Regions from separate parts of the Homo sapiens genome. Here region 1 is linked to region 2. Evidence: chromatin contacts called from ENCODE Hi-C or POLR2A ChIA-PET data. All regions are on one chromosome and are shown on one strand. The core of a region is the stretch at or near the end of the contact, and the rest is flanking DNA. Distances in the headings are between cores, read along the strand shown.

What was found. Hi-C counts contacts between places; a loop is a spot of excess contacts on that map. ChIA-PET counts read pairs that join two places held with the same protein, here RNA polymerase II (POLR2A). Pooled maps may share reads with other maps.
Region 1: a loop to region 2 is called in a pooled map, with 3 times the contacts of the local background. The contact joins two enhancer-like sites. A Hi-C loop is called at or near these places in 1 of 50 pooled maps. POLR2A ChIA-PET finds 5 or more read pairs at or near these places in 8 of 52 experiments (BJ, CD8-positive, alpha-beta memory T cell, H1 and 5 more).

The regions. Positions count from the first base shown.
Region 1 is chr1:27,136,358-27,139,071 of GRCh38, reverse strand. All of the region lies in intron 1 of SLC9A1 (solute carrier family 9 member A1), which reads left to right. Among named protein-coding and RNA genes, the nearest start is that of SLC9A1, 17 kb to the left of the region's middle. RefSeq lists an enhancer at 751-1,562. Within about 2 kb of position 1,376, at least 24 of the 41 ENCODE cell types and tissues checked have a DNase peak (open chromatin) inside an H3K27ac peak, as active enhancers do.
Region 2 is chr1:26,996,496-26,999,195 of GRCh38, reverse strand. The region is part of intron 1 of TRNP1 (TMF1 regulated nuclear protein 1); the gene reads right to left. Among named protein-coding and RNA genes, the nearest start is that of TRNP1, 4.2 kb to the right of the region's middle. RefSeq lists enhancers at 1-300, 1,082-1,201, 1,212-1,271, 1,224-1,518, 1,029-1,634. Within about 2 kb of position 1,360, at least 15 of the 41 ENCODE cell types and tissues checked have a DNase peak (open chromatin) inside an H3K27ac peak, as active enhancers do.

The DNA.
Region 1 (2,714 bases), core at 127-2,626, 140 kb before region 2:
ACTCCAGAGGGGTGTAGACTTGGCCAGGGCTCCTCAGACTGGTGGCAAACACAACCACACCTGTCAAAGGCTTGCCTCTTCACTCCATCTTCTCCAACCCGGGTGATTCCCGGGCCTCCTGAATGGTCTTGCGGCTCCACTGCTGTCTGCCTGCAGGCAGCTCTCCCCAGAGCAGCCGCAGGGAGCTTTGAGACCTGTAAACCAGAGCATGGTGTTTCCCCTGCTGAAAACCTTTCAAATGCTTCCTGATGAACTTGGGAGAAAATGCAAGGAAAGTGTGGCCCACCCCTTTCTCCACTTCATGCCCCACTACCCTTTCCCTGTTCCAGTCGCACCGGCCTTCCTGTGTCCCTAACGCACATCTGCCTTGCCAGGCCTGTTCCTCCATACAGCTGTGGCATTTGCTCGATCCCCAGCCTGGAGCACTGCCCATAGACTGCCTCGCGCCGGTGCTCTCCTTCAGGCCCTAGATCAAACGTCATCTCTTCAGAGAGGCCTCCCTGACTGTCCAGTCTAACGGGCAGCACACGCCCCACCAGCTGCCTCTACCCCCATGTCAGACACTATTCTGGATCTGAGGACACAGCCAGGAACAAGACAGAAGAGGCTCCTGATGTCAGGGGGCTCCCATGCCAGCATGGAGCATTGGATGTGGACAAAGCAGTGTCAGGTAGTGGTAAGTGTCCTGAAGAAGGCAGACATGAGGGAGAGGTGGGGCTGCTGGATGGCCAGCAAGGGTTCTCTAAGGAGCTGGTGTCTGAGCTGAGACCCAAAGGACAAGAAGAGCTCATCTTCCAAAGACCAGGGCCCCTGAGGGGGGTGTGCTTGAGGAACCTGAAGTGCGGGGGAAGAGGGGAAGCATGGTGTGAGAATGGAGAAGAGGGCAGGGGCCAGATCATGCCAGGCCCGTGGGCCTGGGGCTAGGATTCATGGTGCTGTGTGGCACCATCAAAGGCTCTTGAGTAGCATGACATGGTCTGACCTGGGGAGGGATGTGCGGACAGCCTGGGAGTGCGATAGAGTCGGCTCAGGCCCTGGGCTGGCCCCACTCAGTGTCCTGCCTGCCAGCAGCTCAAGCTGGGTCTATGAGGGCAACAGAGTAAAGCTTCCCGACAGGCACCACTGGCCAAGCCAGCAGTGGGATGGAAGCTCCAGCCTAGGAGAGCTGCTAGCAGGGAGGGGCGAGCAGGACGCTGGAGCAGAGTGGGCGTGGAGTCAGGGGCACATTGGGGAGGGAGGGGCTGAGTGGGCACCAGGCTCTGCTGGACTCCTGCTGGCCACCCCTCCCTTGCTGAGCCTCAGCGCCTGCAGGCAAACAGTCACCAGACCTGTCATGTGGGAGGCGTGGCATTGCTGAACACCAGGGTTGGACATGCGTGTTCCCTGCTGAACCCTATGGTCGTGGCCTGGGGAGTTGTCAGGTCAGGAAAGGGCAGACCTAGAATCAGAACCAGACTTTAGCACTGGGAGGGATCCTAGAGACTGCAGAAGTCCAGGAGGAGAAGATAAGGGGTTAGGGAATCAAAAGACCAGGACTGAAACCCCCCTCCCCCACTTGCAACTTTGTGGTCCCCATGTGCAAAGGTGTGGAGGTTAAATGAGAATGCTGAGGCGAGCACCTAGCAGTAAGGGCTTCTAAATGTCTGACATGATGACAGAGCCCGGCCCATCCCCCTCAGCTCACAGAGGAAGCAGAGGCCAGGGCGGAAGTGACTTGCTTAAGGGCCACAGAGCTGCATTGAGCTCAGCTCCCCGACCTCTAGTCCAGGCTCTCCTGTGATGCTATAAGTGGTCCTTCTTCCCACATCGTTCCCTCCGCAGAGGTGAGGCGGCCTCCTGCCTGTCCCACTTTCTTTTCAGCCTGCCTCTGAGCACCTACCATGCAGCAGACACAGTTGCGTGGTTGGTGGTTCCCACCCTGGAAGCGCTGGCACTGACACTTGTGTGTGGGAGACAGACATGTAAACAACTAAAACACAAGGCAGGCTGAAGTGCCGCAGGGACACAGCACGTTGCAGGTGGGCCCTGGGGGCAGATGGGGCTCCATCTGGCACTACCACTTACAATGGAATGGCAACGAGGCCCAAACCTAAGTTAGAACAGATCAAGAGGGCCTTGGATTCAATGCAGAGAAGTGTGGGCTCTTTCCTGAAGATGGGGGAACTGCAGAGGTTCTGGAGGAGCCATGACCATGACTGGCCTGTGTTTAGGATGAGGGCTCTCCTGGCTGATGGAGAAGGGACTAGATGAAGCTTTTCCCCCAGTGTTCTTGGCTCTGGGAATTTTCCGCCTCCTCCTTCCATGGATAATTATCCTTCCTAAGAAACTGATCAGATGGGAAACTGCAGGAAATTGTTTGGGACGGGGATTGTGTAGGAGTTGAGGGGAGAGTGGAGAGGATGTAGCCGGAGAGGGGTATCCGTGCCAAGCAGCAGGTGGTGGCTCCCTTCAGAGGGGAGGGAGGGAAGCCTGGGCAGGGCTGGGAATTTAGAGCAGGAAGATGCAGGTGCTTCTGGGGGAGCTGAGTCCCTCAAAACTCCTGGTCTTATCCTCGGTTGAGGAGAGGGGTTAGGGTGACTGGCAGGGTCTGACTTTTCTGGGTCAACAAGAGCTGGGGAAAGTGTGAGGCAGTGTGGCCCAGTGGGCGGGGCCAAGCCCAGGCCCAGCTCTGCTTGGAAATTCCCTTATTGTGGGCCAGGGCTAGTTAGGAGTGG
Region 2 (2,700 bases), core at 111-2,610:
GCCAGCCCAGATCTACAGGGAGAGGAGGCAGCCCTCCAAGGCAAGCCCTTGGGAGGCTTGAGCCCTGAGCATCCTTGGCCCACCCTCCTCAGAAGCCAGGTTGCTGACTCAGCCTGACTCACCCCCAGGGCCCAGCCAGGTTGGGGTGTGCCCAAACTCTGGGAGGGGCACCTTCTGCCACCCCTCCAGCATCTCATGTCCCTTCCAATACCCAAGGACCAAGGGTCACTATACACAGCCTTGAATGTGGGAGCCCAGATATCCCCCTAAACGGACCTCTCTTTAGCCTGATAAATGAATCACCATATATCCTAATGTTTAAGAGATCCCTCACTTATAGCTCCTATGTCTTTGGGCAAGTCACCCGCCCTCCCTCTCTGTTTCTTCACCTGTGGAAATGGGAATAATAACCCTTACTTTGCAGAGTGGTTGGGAGAACCGGAACAGATTAATGGGTGTAAAGTGCTCAGGGGCCTGGCATAGAGGAGGTGGTTAAGATATTATTCCAGAACCAAGAGTTCCCTTCCCCCATCGCCCCTGGCCAGGGTGCAGTCAAGGACCAATGGGGGAAGAAGTAGGTTGGGGATCTCCAGGCTTTCCCAAATACCTCCTCCTGCACCGCTCTCATGACAGCAGGCCTCTCCTTCAGCTCTGAGAAGCCTAAGCACCCGAGTTGTTCTTGAAGAACCCACCAACAGGGGAGCGGCTGCAGGCTTGGACCACCTTGGCCAGGTTCTGTGGCTCCAGCCTAATCTCTAAGAGGCAACACTGGCCACCACTGGCAGTGGGACCCTGGGTTCTGATCAATTAGTGTAACAAATCTGTGAATACAAAATAACTCTGGTCTTTTATCCTGATAGTGACCCCAACAAGGGCTACCTGTCTTTTCTGGAAGTCTTTCCTAATGGGTCTTCTCCCTGGGGTTCCAGGCTCAGCCCAACCAAAGGAGCTTCCTTTGCTCCCCCCTTTTTTTTTCAGTAGAGGCGGGGTTTCACCATGTTAGTCACGATGGTCTCGATCTCCTGACCTCGTGATCCGCCCGCCTCAAACTCCCAAAGTGTTGGGAGTACAGGTGTGAGCCACCGCACCCGGCCTTGCTCCCCTTTCAAAGAGGGTTCCCGCCCCTAGGGAGCCGGTGATGGGCACAGCTCTGGCCTCTAGTCCCACTCCACCCAGGAAGCTATCCCCAGAACTACACTCCCACTCTAGGGCTGCGCTGACCGCGACTACCCTGCTCGTTCTCCCAGGCCCCTGCAGCTCAAGGTCTAGGAAGCCCCGGGGACTACCGGGCAAAGGGATGATTGGGGGCAGGAACAATAAAGGACTGAACCTCCTCCAGGCCACACCCCTTCGTCTCGAGAAAGCAGCCCCACACTGCCCTCTGGTGGCAACGCTCACATGGTTATCCAGTTGAGGGGCAGGTCCCAGATTAGAACCTTGAACTGGTCTCCCAGCCCCAAGCACCAGCCTGAAGAAAGGCTCCTGTTCCCCCCTCATTTCCCTTTGCTGAGATATAAATTCATTGGTGGCCGTCAGTGTCCTCAATGCACAGGTCCCCCAAGATCCCTGTACTCAGTCCTGTCCCCAGAGCTGGGGGCCACCAAGAAAGTGTTCTGAAAGTCATGTGGGGAAAAGGGGTGGGTCAGCCTTCTGTCCGAGGCTAGAGCTGGCCTCCAACAAACTGCTCAGCCCCCAAGGGATCCCCTGGGATGGTGACAGCCAGAAAAGCCTGCCTGGAAAAGAGCCAGGAGACATAAGCCCTTAAAAGTAGAGACCCTCCTCTGATTTGGCTCTGCTTTCTGAGCCCCTATCAATATTTGCTAATTAAGAAGAAAATGGAGGCAGACGGGTGAGCTTTTTTTTTTTTTTTTTTTTTTCTTGAGACACAGTCTTGCTCTGTTGCCCAGGCTGGAGTGCGGTGCAACCTCCACCTCCCGAGTTCAAGCAATTCTTTCTCAGCCTCCCGAGTAGCTGGGATTACAGGCACCTGCCACCACGCCCAGCTAATTTTTGTTATTTTTAGTAGAGAAGGGGTTTCACTATGTTGGCCAGCCTGGTCTTGAACTCCTGACATCAAGTGATTGGCCCTCGTGGGCCTCCCAAAGTGCTGGGATTACAGGCATGAGCCACCGCACCCAGCCTGAATAAAGCCAGACGGGTGAGCTTCTAGAGGGGGCCCTGGAGGGTCAGGCAGGTGTGGGAGGTGCCTTTTGTTAGTTGGCTATGTGGTAATGGACATAGCACTAACTAGGAGCTGGGGTTCAAGTCTACATGTGTGTGCCCTGGCCAGGAAGCTTGATGAGGAGCAGTGGGACATCTGGAAGTGGAGGGAGGGGGCAGAGCTGCCTGTGACACCAGGACCAATCTCCATTTACTACCCTCTACTTCACACACACACACACACTAGCCAGTGTCGTCTCTAATTCTCTACTCACCCACCCCACCCCCAAATCGGGACAAGCTGATTACAAATAAATCCTGGAGAAAGCCAAAACTGTGATGGCACCGAGCACTTTACACCATTAGCTAAAAGCTTCTCCGGACCAAGTGCCCCCTCCCATGCAACCCAGAAAACAAATGGTCCTGGCTGCAGCCCAGCACCAAGGCCTGAGCTCAGCTCTTTCCAAGATGTCCTGTCCTCTCTAAGCCTCTAGACCCCAAATGACCCAAGTGGCTTTGGAAGGTGTTCCCTGTTTGGAA